Linked DNA regions of Homo sapiens: region 2 is linked to region 1. A link is a contact called in ENCODE Hi-C data. All regions are on one chromosome and are shown on one strand. The core of a region is the stretch at or near the end of the contact, and the rest is flanking DNA. Distances in the headings are between cores, read along the strand shown. Region 1 overlaps XRCC5 (X-ray repair cross complementing 5). Region 2 overlaps IGFBP2 (insulin like growth factor binding protein 2).

What was found. Hi-C counts contacts between places; a loop is a spot of excess contacts on that map. Pooled maps may share reads with other maps.
Region 2: a loop to region 1 is called in a map with no recorded cell type, with 4 times the contacts of the local background. The contact joins two enhancer-like sites. A Hi-C loop is called at or near these places in 1 of 168 maps with a recorded cell type or tissue (CD8-positive, alpha-beta T cell), 6 of 37 single-sample maps with no recorded cell type and 9 of 50 pooled maps.

What each region holds. Positions count from the first base shown.
Region 1 is chr2:216,166,997-216,172,752 of GRCh38, forward strand. All of the region lies in intron 16 of XRCC5 (X-ray repair cross complementing 5), which reads left to right. Among named protein-coding and RNA genes, the nearest start is that of LINC01963, 47 kb to the right of the region's middle. Within about 2 kb of position 3,560, at least 3 of the 41 ENCODE cell types and tissues checked have a DNase peak (open chromatin) inside an H3K27ac peak, as active enhancers do.
Region 2 is chr2:216,662,473-216,668,228 of GRCh38, forward strand. IGFBP2 (insulin like growth factor binding protein 2) reads left to right here. Exons shown (of 4, transcript NM_000597.3): 4 at 1,468-1,964. The coding sequence ends at 1,632. Among named protein-coding and RNA genes, the nearest start is that of IGFBP-AS1, 29 kb to the right of the region's middle. Within about 2 kb of position 3,384, at least 10 of the 41 ENCODE cell types and tissues checked have a DNase peak (open chromatin) inside an H3K27ac peak, as active enhancers do.

The DNA.
Region 1 (5,756 bases), core at 2,310-4,809:
GTTTCTGTATTAGGCTTGTGTGTAGTGACAGGGTGGCAGAGCTCCATGTTACCAAATTGAATTCACTTGAGCCTGACTGGTTTAAAAAAAGTCTGTCAAGAGAAGACCTAAGTAGAAATAATACAGACCCCAAACAGCCTTAACATTTGACTCATGTACAAGAGAGCAGTAATATGTACTTGTCCATTTGATTAGAAGGTGATCACTTCATTTTTTTCCCCTTTCACTTTGTTTGGATTACGTCTCATCCTAGAGTCTTTTTGCCTTTGTTCTTCAACCTTCTTTAATCTCACTTACTAGAAACATCCTTTCATTTTTAAAAGATATTTCCTAAAATTCACTTTTTCCAAGCAATTTCAGCACTAGATAGAATATGGTACAATTAGTAATAATATGATATTCATCAAAGCCAAATAGTTTTCAGTGTTGGTTTTGTATGGTATAGCACTATCCCATTTGCATAGCTGTTTACTTACATACATTATGTGATTTTCTGCCAGGAGTCAAGCCCTAAACAGTGAACCTTCGAGAATTGTGATCTAGCAGAAATCTCTCTCGTGTGTGTGTGTGGGTTTGTGTGTGTGTGTGTGTGTGTGTGTGTGTGTGTGTGTGTGTGTGATTTTTTTTAATTGATCCTGATTCATGTAATCTTGGGTATGAATTATATAATGAATTATACTCTGCCCAGATAGATAAGAAGATAAAAATATGGCGTTTTTCTACACAGCGCTGGTAAATTTAAGAAAAATAAGCTCTTTCAAATACCTTGAGCATCTTAAAGATGCTAAATACAAACAGTCACTAAAATTTTAAACATCTTTAGCCCTATAAAAGTTTTTTTCTTAAAGAATTTGACATACTTTTTTAGTCCTTTCTCCAAATAGCATTGATACATCTAATCATGAGAAAATTCATGATTAAGGATTCCAGAGGTTTAGTCTGTACTTTGTATTTTTATTAAATATCTCACTTGTTTTTCACTGGTTTTCTTTTTGACTCATTTTAAATTATTAAACCTCAGAACCTGACAATCCAGGCTTATTTTATGCCTCATTTATCAGGACAAGTGGTCTCATTGTAACACAAAAATCAGTGTGTTTGGAATTGTAGAGAATACTTGCTGAAAGGGTGTGTTATCTGACATCGTAATTATGCACCATTGGCCTTTAAGGTGTTGTTCATCTTTCATGTGGGCGGACTGAGGCCCAGAGTAGTTAGGATGACTTTTCACAGATAATTGCAAATATGTGAAAGACTCTGGATCAAATTCCAGAGAGCCAATTCTTGGCCTCTGTGGCTTAAACCTTTTTACTGGTTGTGTATATTTCATTGGATGGCACAGCACCACCCTGAAGTTTACATCTTAATATAATGAAACTCAGCAGCCAAATAATTTAGATGAAATCATTGAAATAGAGATGAAAAGAAAAAATAAAAAGCACATGACGTAGAAACTAAAGACCATTATGCACACATAATCATTTTAAGTATTTTCATTTTTCAGCGACTCTTCCTAAAAGGCTTTCATCTATTCTTACCCAGCCTTTAAAATCCTTTTAAGTTCCTGTCAATCTGTATCAGAATATCCCTAATTACAGGATATAGCTCTTGTAAAATGTAGCCTGGCTATCCATTAAGAAAGAGAAATGTGTGGTAGCATAAAAATGAAAGCATGTTTGCTGTAGTTACATTCTGTTAACTGAAAAAAATCACAAGATCTATAAATTTAGAAAAAGAGAGCTTTATTTCTTATAAAGGGTTACAGCTTGCAAGGTGGAAATAGCAAGGCCAAGTGGACCCTAGATCGCATATAAGTTACAGTAAGTATTATTATCCCCATTCTACTGATAGATAAACTAAAATTGGAGGAGATACATTTTCCCCAAAGATCACATAGGAATTCAAACGCATGTCTCTTTCAAATACTGGATTTTTTACTTAGCCATACTGTTTCTTTTGATTCCTAATGCCTTCTTTTCCTACACTTTTTAAAACAACATTATAGGGTCACATATCTGAAACCTTGTGCCTGTTGATAGGACTTTTGATGAAAGCCTGGGAAAGGCTATTCCTAGTCTATTCAAAGGCTGGGAAACATGGCCTCCAGCCAAAGCCCAGAGACAGGCACTATGAAGGAGGGTTTGGGGTAAGAGCATTATTGCTGACCTGATTGACTAAACATACATATTCAGCAGGTTACAGGAGGAGCTATGAATATTCATGAAGGTGGTCCTGATGCATGAGTATTAAACATGCATGTTACGTAATACCCATGTTCACCTTGCAGGGAAGACTTGACATTTAAATATTACAGTTAGACCCTGTACATCAAAAGGTCTTTTCAGGACACAGCATGCAAATGTGCCATCTTTGTAAAACCCACTAGAACCAGTCCGTGGTTGGTGGTCTTCTTATCAGGAGAAAGTTACCGAAATCACTCTCTTGTCCAATCAAAGCTGTAGTTATGGCTGGTGGAACAAGAGTTCAGTAAGTCAGCATCTGGTAGAGCTGCAAATTGTTTTAAAAACAATATTGCTTATCCCAAGGCCAGTGCTTTTTTAGCTGCTTAAGAAAAAGAAAAACCTTTTGGCAGTTAGAACATAGTTTATTCTTTAAGTTTAAGGGGTGCGACTTAACCCTTGCCTGGCATGGCCTTAGGTCCTGTTTACTACAGTTTGTTCTCTCAGTCTTATGATACCTATTTTAAAATTAATGCTGGAAGGTTGTGTCTAAATTGCAAAAAGGAGGGGTATAATGAAATGCACCTGGCCGGGCGCAGTGGCTCATGGCTATAATCCCAGCACTTTGGGAGGCTGAGGTGGGCAGATCAGGAGGTCAAGAGATTGAGACCATCCTGGGCAACATGGTGAAACTAAAAAAAAAAAAAACAAACTTAGGTGGGCATGGTGGTGCGCACCTGTAGTCTCAGCTACTTGGGAGGCTGAGGCAGGAAAATTGCTTGAACCCGGGAGGCGGAGGTTGCAGTGAGCTGAAATCGTGCCACTGCACTCCAGCCTGGCGACAGAGCAAGACTGTGTCTCAAAAAAAAAAAAAAAAAAAAAAAAAAAAAAAAAGATGCACTTGACCCCTTGTCGTGTCATGACCAAAAACTCAGTTAAGGTTTTCTGGGATCCCCTTTGTCAAGAGGGGGTCCATTTCATCAGTGGGGAGCTTAGGATTTCTAGTTTACATTTCTCAGTGAGCACCTGAATTTCTTCCTGAGAGCTTTTTAAAAAGTCCTTATGAAATATATGACAGTGTTCCTGTTTTCTCCCAGTGTTTTGTTTTCTCATGCTACATAGGAAAGTTGCTTCCCTTAAATGTGCTGAGTAATTTTTCTCTTTTTATATTAAAAATGGAAAGAATAATTTCCCATCTGGCTGAAAATGGAATTCATGAAGGCTTTCTCAGCATCATAACTAGATGAGCCCAGAGTCCATTCAAGCCTTTACTTAATATACTAAATCACTCCTGATACCAGTCTTCTATGAAGGAGAGAGAGAGAGAGAGAGACACTTTTAAACCATGAGATATCAAAAGAACTCACTGTCACAAGAACAGCAAAGGGGAAGTCCTCTGCCGTGATTCATTCACCTCCTACCAGGCTCCTCCTCTAATTTGATATGAGATTTGGGCGGGACACAAATCCAAACCATATCATTTCAGCTTGCATCAATGACTTGGGCCATCAGTGCAACAAGGCAGGTGCTCACAATTGGTTCCGATGGAAATGCAGAACTCTTGGGTGCTTAGGAGAAAGGGCCTGCAGCTTGCTCTTAGAATTCACCCTTGCAGTAAGTGCTAATGAGTATGATTTGTGAGACAGAGAGCAGTTCAAGGATTTACTCATGGCAATTTGGTTCTTTCTTTCCACCTCCTGTTAAATTCTGCAGTTCTTCCTTCCATGGTAGGTCATTGTCATGTCATGTAGGGTATTGTACTTGGTTCTCCTTGAATTGGGCTGTCTTCAAGATTGCTCCTTAAGCCCAGCTGGTTGAAAAAGGAAACCGGTTTCAGATTGTGCTGATGTGCAAACTGCTTTAATCAATGACTTGAAGTGACTGCTGGTGGCAAACAACAGACGCTCTTAACCAATTAAGATATTTAGGAAAGGATGTTAGGCTTTTGTTAAAATAGTCACTAATGAACTGAAATGTGTTAAGAGGAGCCAAGAAACAGCTAGGAGTTCCACTTAAATGCAATAAAAGTGTTTGGGTCCTCCCCTTTCAAATTGCATGCCCAAGGCAAAAAATATGCTGACACAGAAAGAAGTGGCAAGTGTAATTTGGTACAGTTAGCCTGTCAGATCCATGCGTGTCTACATAAAACCTAGAAAAATGTCGTGCTTGCTTCTTTGGCCAGAAAAGGGAAGGGAGTTTAATTCCTTTATAGAACAGTTTCAGCAGGGCTGGAGAATATTACCAGCTTAGATGTCTTTGGAAATGGGAGAAAATTTAACTTGTTTTTAGAGGTTCCTTATGTTTTAGAGGTTGGAGAAAAATCTTCAGTTAATAGTCATAATTAAAGGCCCGTTTTTATTTTCCTCTGTCAGATTAAACTACTGAAATCTGTAGTTATCTGTTCATGTCTCTCAGTGGTAATGAGGCTCAGCCATAACACTCAGGATAATATGGTATTTCATTGGTAGCCATTTGAAGTCAGGAGCCATTGCTCATATAAGAACTACTTTTTTACAATTCCCTTGCTCTTGGAATCCAATAATGTTTTCTTGGGGCATTGAGAGTAAGATACACTGTCTAAGTTTTCATACTTATTCTGTGATAGAAACATCTAGTTTCTCTCTTCTGTCTGTGGTAAATCTCTACAAGTCTCTTAGATAAATTGCACTTATTAATTCTACTTTTTAAAATAGCTTTATTGAAGTAAAATCTTCTACTATAAAATATACTGGTAAGTATAATTTGATGATCTTTTGTAAATTATAGAGTTGTGAAATTATCACCACAGTTCAAAGAACATTTCTCTCACACCCAAAAATTCCTGGGACCTGTTCATAGTCAGTTTGGGTCTGGAGTGCACACAGGTGGTGGGAGGTTGCAAGGTGATGCTGGCCTACATGACTTGTTCTGATAATCCTGAGTTATTGCACCATCTGTTGAATGGGCTGGCGCCATCTTGGGCCTGACGAGTTGTAAATTAGCTGCAGCCTTCAAGTAATAACCCGGTGGTGGAACATTCTATAGATACCTGGATTGTCTCTGGAACTTCTAAGCAAACATAATTAGACAAGCTAGCAATGCAGTGGAGTGTCTGGTGGAAAGGAGGAGAGTAAAGGTTGTTATTTCATAACTAAAAAGTTAATACAAAGGGCCTCAGAAGGAAAAGTTTAAGAAAAAAAGACTAAAAAATAGAATACTCGGATACACTCCAACTTTGTTCTTTTCTAAAAATGTTTTAACTACTCTATGTCATTTGCGTTTCCATGGAAACTTTAGCATCAGCTTTTCTTTTCTTTTTTTTTTTTTTTTTGAGACAAAGTCTCACTCTGTCACCCAGGCTGGAGCACAGTGGTGCGATCCTAGCTCACTGTAGCCTCCACCTCCCGGGTTCAAGTGATTCTCGTGCCTCAGCCTCCTGAGTAGCTGGGATTACAGGCATGAGGTACTACGCCTGGCTCATGTTTGTATTTTTTTAATAGAGACAGGGTTTCGCCATGTTGACCAGGCTGGTTGAACTCCTGACCTGAGGTGATCAACCTGCCTTGGCCTCCAAGTTTTGGGATTACATGCGTGAGC
Region 2 (5,756 bases), core at 2,134-4,633, 500 kb after region 1:
AGTATCTCAGGGAATGAAGAGTCAGGCATGGAGAAATGCCGTTGGAAAGATTCTGAAAAGCCATCTAGAACACCATTGTAAATACATTGGAGAAAATGAAGTTTAAGTAAACCACTCAGGAGCCCTTCTCCCTCCTCTATCCACCTTCTGTTCATATGCATTTTAACAGTCACTGTGCATATGCAATATTTTCCCTGTAACATACTTTTTTTTTTTTTTTTTTTGAGACGGAGTCTCGCTCTTGTCTCCCAGGCTGGAGTGCAGTGGCGTGATCTCAGCTCACTGCAACCTCCGCCTGCCGTGTTCAAGCAATTCTCCTGCCTCAGCCTCCTGAGTAGCTGGGATTACAGGTGCCTGCCACCATGCCTGGCTAATTTTTGTATTTTTAGTAGAGATGGGGTTTACCATGTTGGCCAGGCTGGTCTTGAACTCCTAACCTCAGATGATCCCCCCACCTCGACCTCCCAAAGTGCTGGGATTACAGGCATGAGCCACCACACCTGGCTGGGCATTGGGATTTTTATAAAGCTACCCTGGTGGTTCTAATGGCAGTCTGGGCTGACCTAAAGTGTGGATGTGTGAAGCCAGGAGATGGGAACAGGGCTCTGCTGATGGCTTAGGGGTCTCACCTCTCCACCCCCTTCACCCAGGCACCTTGACCCTCTAAATATTAGTTTAGTATTAAAAGCTATTTGTGTACATGCCCTCTAAATGTAAGCTGGCTAACTCCATTTGGAGCTCAGAAGAAAAAGTCTCGATCACTTCTCATGGGAAACAGGCTGTCTGCTGCACCTTTGGGTAACTAAAGTGATTTGCAGGAGTAGTTAGCTTATGCATAAAACAGAGACCTTGGAGTGGGAATGCCTGGCTTCCATCTCAGCTGTGCTTCTTACCAGCTGTGTGACCTTGGGCAAGTTGCTTAGCCCATCTGTGCTTCAGTTTTATCATCTGTAAACCAGGGATAATAATGGCATCTAATTCACAAAGTGGTTGTGAGGATTAAATGACTATATTTGTTAGAAACTGAACTAGCAGTGTGTCTTGCACACACAGTGCCTGGCACACACTGATTTTGATTGCAACATGAGGTTTTACACCTGACGCTATGACTAAGCTTCAGTATGCTGGGTCCCCCCCACTGGATGGGACCTCTTTGAGGCTGGGGACTGAGTCTTTTCATCTTCGGGTGTCCTGAATGGCCTTGCTAATCAGAGGGGTCCCTGGGCGGGCAGCATCAGCATCACGTTGGAGCTCGCTAGCGATGCAGAATTTCCAGCTCTCCAGGGACCTACTGCATGGGAATCTGCATTTTATCAAGGTTTCCTGGCGCATATTTGAAGTTGCGAAGCTCCACCCGGCAGCGCATGGGTAGCTGCAAGGGGTGGCTGCTCAGTGGACGCCGGGTTGAGGGACAGAAGGAAAGTTGCTGGCTGCGGGCTCCTCCATGCTCTTCTCCTCTCTCCCCAGTGCAAGATGTCTCTGAACGGGCAGCGTGGGGAGTGCTGGTGTGTGAACCCCAACACCGGGAAGCTGATCCAGGGAGCCCCCACCATCCGGGGGGACCCCGAGTGTCATCTCTTCTACAATGAGCAGCAGGAGGCTCGCGGGGTGCACACCCAGCGGATGCAGTAGACCGCAGCCAGCCGGTGCCTGGCGCCCCTGCCCCCCGCCCCTCTCCAAACACCGGCAGAAAACGGAGAGTGCTTGGGTGGTGGGTGCTGGAGGATTTTCCAGTTCTGACACACGTATTTATATTTGGAAAGAGACCAGCACCGAGCTCGGCACCTCCCCGGCCTCTCTCTTCCCAGCTGCAGATGCCACACCTGCTCCTTCTTGCTTTCCCCGGGGGAGGAAGGGGGTTGTGGTCGGGGAGCTGGGGTACAGGTTTGGGGAGGGGGAAGAGAAATTTTTATTTTTGAACCCCTGTGTCCCTTTTGCATAAGATTAAAGGAAGGAAAAGTAAAGTGTGTGTCTTTTGCCTGAGTCTTTGGGGTCTTCCAGGGAGAGATGCAGAGCCTGGCCTAGGTTGGCCTACCCGCCATCATCCAGCTTTGCCCCTGGCTCCTAGGAAAATGGGAAAGGCCGTTTCCGTTTCCCATTCATGAAATGGCAATAAGAAGGAATGGGAACCTCCTGAATCCAGATCAAACCCTCCAGTGCAGCCCCAGGACTCCCAGGTGAGGCTTCTGCCCCCATGTGGCCCCTGCCTGGCGCTGTACAGGGGCAGGATGAGTCACGGGCTGGGGATGGGGAGATGTGGAGCGTGGGTCCGGCTTCCTCCCTCGCACATTCAGATAACACTGCAGTGGGAGATAAGGAACAGGAAACGTTGGGATTGGGGTTGTCTGGCCCCTGAAATAAAGGAGGCTCCCTCCTGCCCAGGGTGAGACATTTCCACTCAGCCCCCAAAGAAAGGGAGTAGGGCTGTGGTTAACTGGCTTATTCATAAGGATGACACCACTGAGAATTCAGATGCTGCTCTCTAAGGGGCCCAAGGGATTTGGTGTCCAGACCAGCAAATATCAATTGAAACAAAGGGCTATGAGTGTGTCAAGGTGTGCAGGCTGAGGGACTGTGGAAGGAGGCACAGAATGTGGCCTTTCTTAGCAGAGTTCCACATCAGAGCTCACCTACATCTGCCATTCTGTTCTGCTGGCCTCTCAACTCCAGTGAATTCCAGGGGGCTTATGCACCCCGACCCCTGCCTTTGCAATGGGCCATGGGGGGAGAAAGCTCACCATTTGAGGCCCACAGTCCCTGCCCCCCTAACCTTCCTCGGTACGTGGCCCAGGGCCTGGCCTCTCCTGTCACTCCCCTCTCCTGTGGCTGGAGTCTGATCCCTTCCCACAGAGGAGGGGCTCCCTAGGGGCCTGGCCCAATCCACTACCTTCCAGACCTTCCATCTGGTGAGTGTAGGGAGGCGGAGGGATGGCGGGCCCTTTACCAGGTGTGACATAAGTGTAGCTGGAATGCAAGACAGCTTTTGGAAATGGCACAAGATGAGCTTTCTTGGAGTGCAGGAAAACCAGATCCCCAAGAATAGATGGAGCCATGCCAGGAGGGTGTGTTCTAGGCTGCACCGGGCCAAGGCCAGCACTTGGCCACAGCCCCAAAAGTATTCATTCAGCGGATCCTTGTGCATCCGTGAAACAGGCACTATTGTTAGTTACACTTTACAGATGAGGAAAAGTGTAACTAGAAGTGCCCAAACTCTCCTGCCCTGGGTCTGGGGACCCCTAACTCCAGCGTGTGGCAGCCACCCACCCCTGAGTTATACTGGCCCCGTGGATGGAAGCAGGTGAGACGCTTGGAGAGGGCCTAGAGGGCTCTGGGCACTGGATGGACCTGGAGCTTGAAGCTCAGCAGTCCCTGCATGGGGTCTGATTGTCTTTCATTCGGCGCATGCGTGCTGCAGCTGGCCCTTCCCCCTGCCCTCTGAGTTGCTGCAAAGAGCAGTCAGCCCCGGGGCTGCTGTCCCCAGGTGGAGCTGCTATCCCTGGGTGGAGCAGCCCGTGCCTGCCCTCCTGGGAAGCCTGGTGTTTCTCAACCTCGGTGAACATTTGACTCGACGGCGGCACTTAAAACAAAAACTGATGCCAGTACCTCAGCTTCAGACATTCTGATGTAACTGGTTTGCCATGGAGCCCAGGCAGGGTCTTTTTCCTTTCTTAGGTTCCATGGTGATTGTGAACCAGGGAGGGATAAGGCAAGAAAAAGGCCGGAGTCAGGACACCTGGGCTTGGATCCTTTCCCACCACTTCGTTTTCCATTGCCTGGGGCTATGCTGTCCACCTTCTCTGAGCCTGTTTTCCTCATCTGTCTATTGGGGATGTTATCAGCCTCAAATAGCAGGGTGGTATTAGTGTGAGACTAGATGTGAAGGTGCTTTGAAAACTAGGACTGTATAAAACGGGAGGGGTTACTATGGGGCCATTGTTGGGTCAGGTGTTTGCCAGACCTCACGCCCCAGGGCTGCCACCTTGTCCATTCTTTGAACTTTTCCAGAGGGCTTCTGAGGATGCCACAATCTCCTTGCCCATTTCCCCTCCATTACCCTTAGTGCTCTTGTACCCAACCCTCTGAAGAGGTAGCTTTTATGGGTGAGTGGGTGAGCAGCACCTCCGCTGTGGCTCTAGCTGCAGGAACCACACTCACTGATGTGCAGTGCAACCTAGAAACCTTTGCCGAGAGGAAGCATCATTGCATCCACGTGGGAAGATGGCTGGCTGGGCAGGGATCTTGAAGATGTCAAGCACATCTCTCACCTGGAACTAACTGTGCCTCTTTGAACGTTAAGCAAACACCGGGGCTATACTGCCACTGTGTGGCAGCATGCAGAACTGCAGCTGAGCCTACATCGGGCCCTTGGAGAGTCTGTTGCATTGAAGAGGAGTGGTCCAGAAGGAGTCAGCTGGAGACGTTGTTACCACTGGCCCTATCCCAGATCCCCTGAGTTAGAAGCTCGGGGAGGGGCCTGGGAGTCTGCATTGAAACTTGCTTCCTGTGTGGTTCTTATGGAGGACTGGTTGACTTCATTTATAGGATCCAGGGCAAAATAAAAATATGGAGTCCCTTATTCAGAAATTATTAAGAATGTCAAGACAGAAATAGCAGAACATTAAACTAAGTGTCAGCCTTGTATGACTGCATGGGTCATGCCCACGGGGCTATCCCTCTTCTTATGCTCTCTACATTTGGACAGTCACCACTGTCATCCCTGAATCTGTTTGATGTGTCTTGAATACTAACTACATAATAAGATGTGGTGGTTAAAAGCGTAACCATGGAGGTGAGGTAGTCTTTGAACAGAATCAGACTCTTGAGTTATGTGCCTTTGGACATATTTCTAACCTCTGTGAATCTCATTTACTTCCTCTTTAAATATTGGGATAGTTTCTATCTTAAAAGACTTGCTTTGAGAATATAAAATCATTTCTGTCACACGGTAAGTGCTGCCTAAATGTAGCTCTCGGCCTTGCATGGTGGCTTACGCCTGTAATCCTGGCACTTTGGGAGGCCAAGGCGGGTGGATCAACCGAGGTCAGGAGTTCAAGACCAGCCTGGCCAACGTGGTGAAACCCCGTCTCTACTAAAAAATACAAAAATTAGCCGGACTCGGTGGCGGGTGCCTGTAATCCCAGCTACTTGGGAGGCTGAGGCAGGAGAATCACTTGAACCTGGGAGGTGGAGGTTGCAGTGAGCTGAGATTGCACGAGCCTGGGCAACAGAGTGAGACTCCGTCATAAAAAAAAGAAAAAAAAAATAGCTCTCACTATATCCCAGGCTCGGTATTAGGATGTCAGGCTATGAAGATGATGAAGATGAAGAAGATTACAGCCTTTGTCCTGAAGGGCTGAGATTCTTGTGGAAGGAAACAGCCCCGACACCCAAAGATGGCCCTCCATGGATGGCGGTACCCCTCCAGTAGGGGATGTTGGGCAAGTTAGGAGAAATAGTTAAGTCTGGTGTCAGGGAAGGTGTCTCAGAGAGGGTGAAGGCAGAGTTGGAAGGAAGAAGCTGAGATTGGGGAGAGGAGCGGGAGGATGTACGTGCCTCATGCATGCATGTATGTGCAGGTGCGGGTGTTGGGGGCTGGGGTTCAGACAGAGGGAGCAGCATGCGCAGAGACTTTATCTTATTTTTATGTCTGTATTTATTTATTTTTAGAGACAGTGTCTTACTCTGTTGCCCAGGCTAGAGTGCAGTGGCATGATCATAGCTCACTGCAGCTTTGAGCTCCTGGGATCAAGCAATCC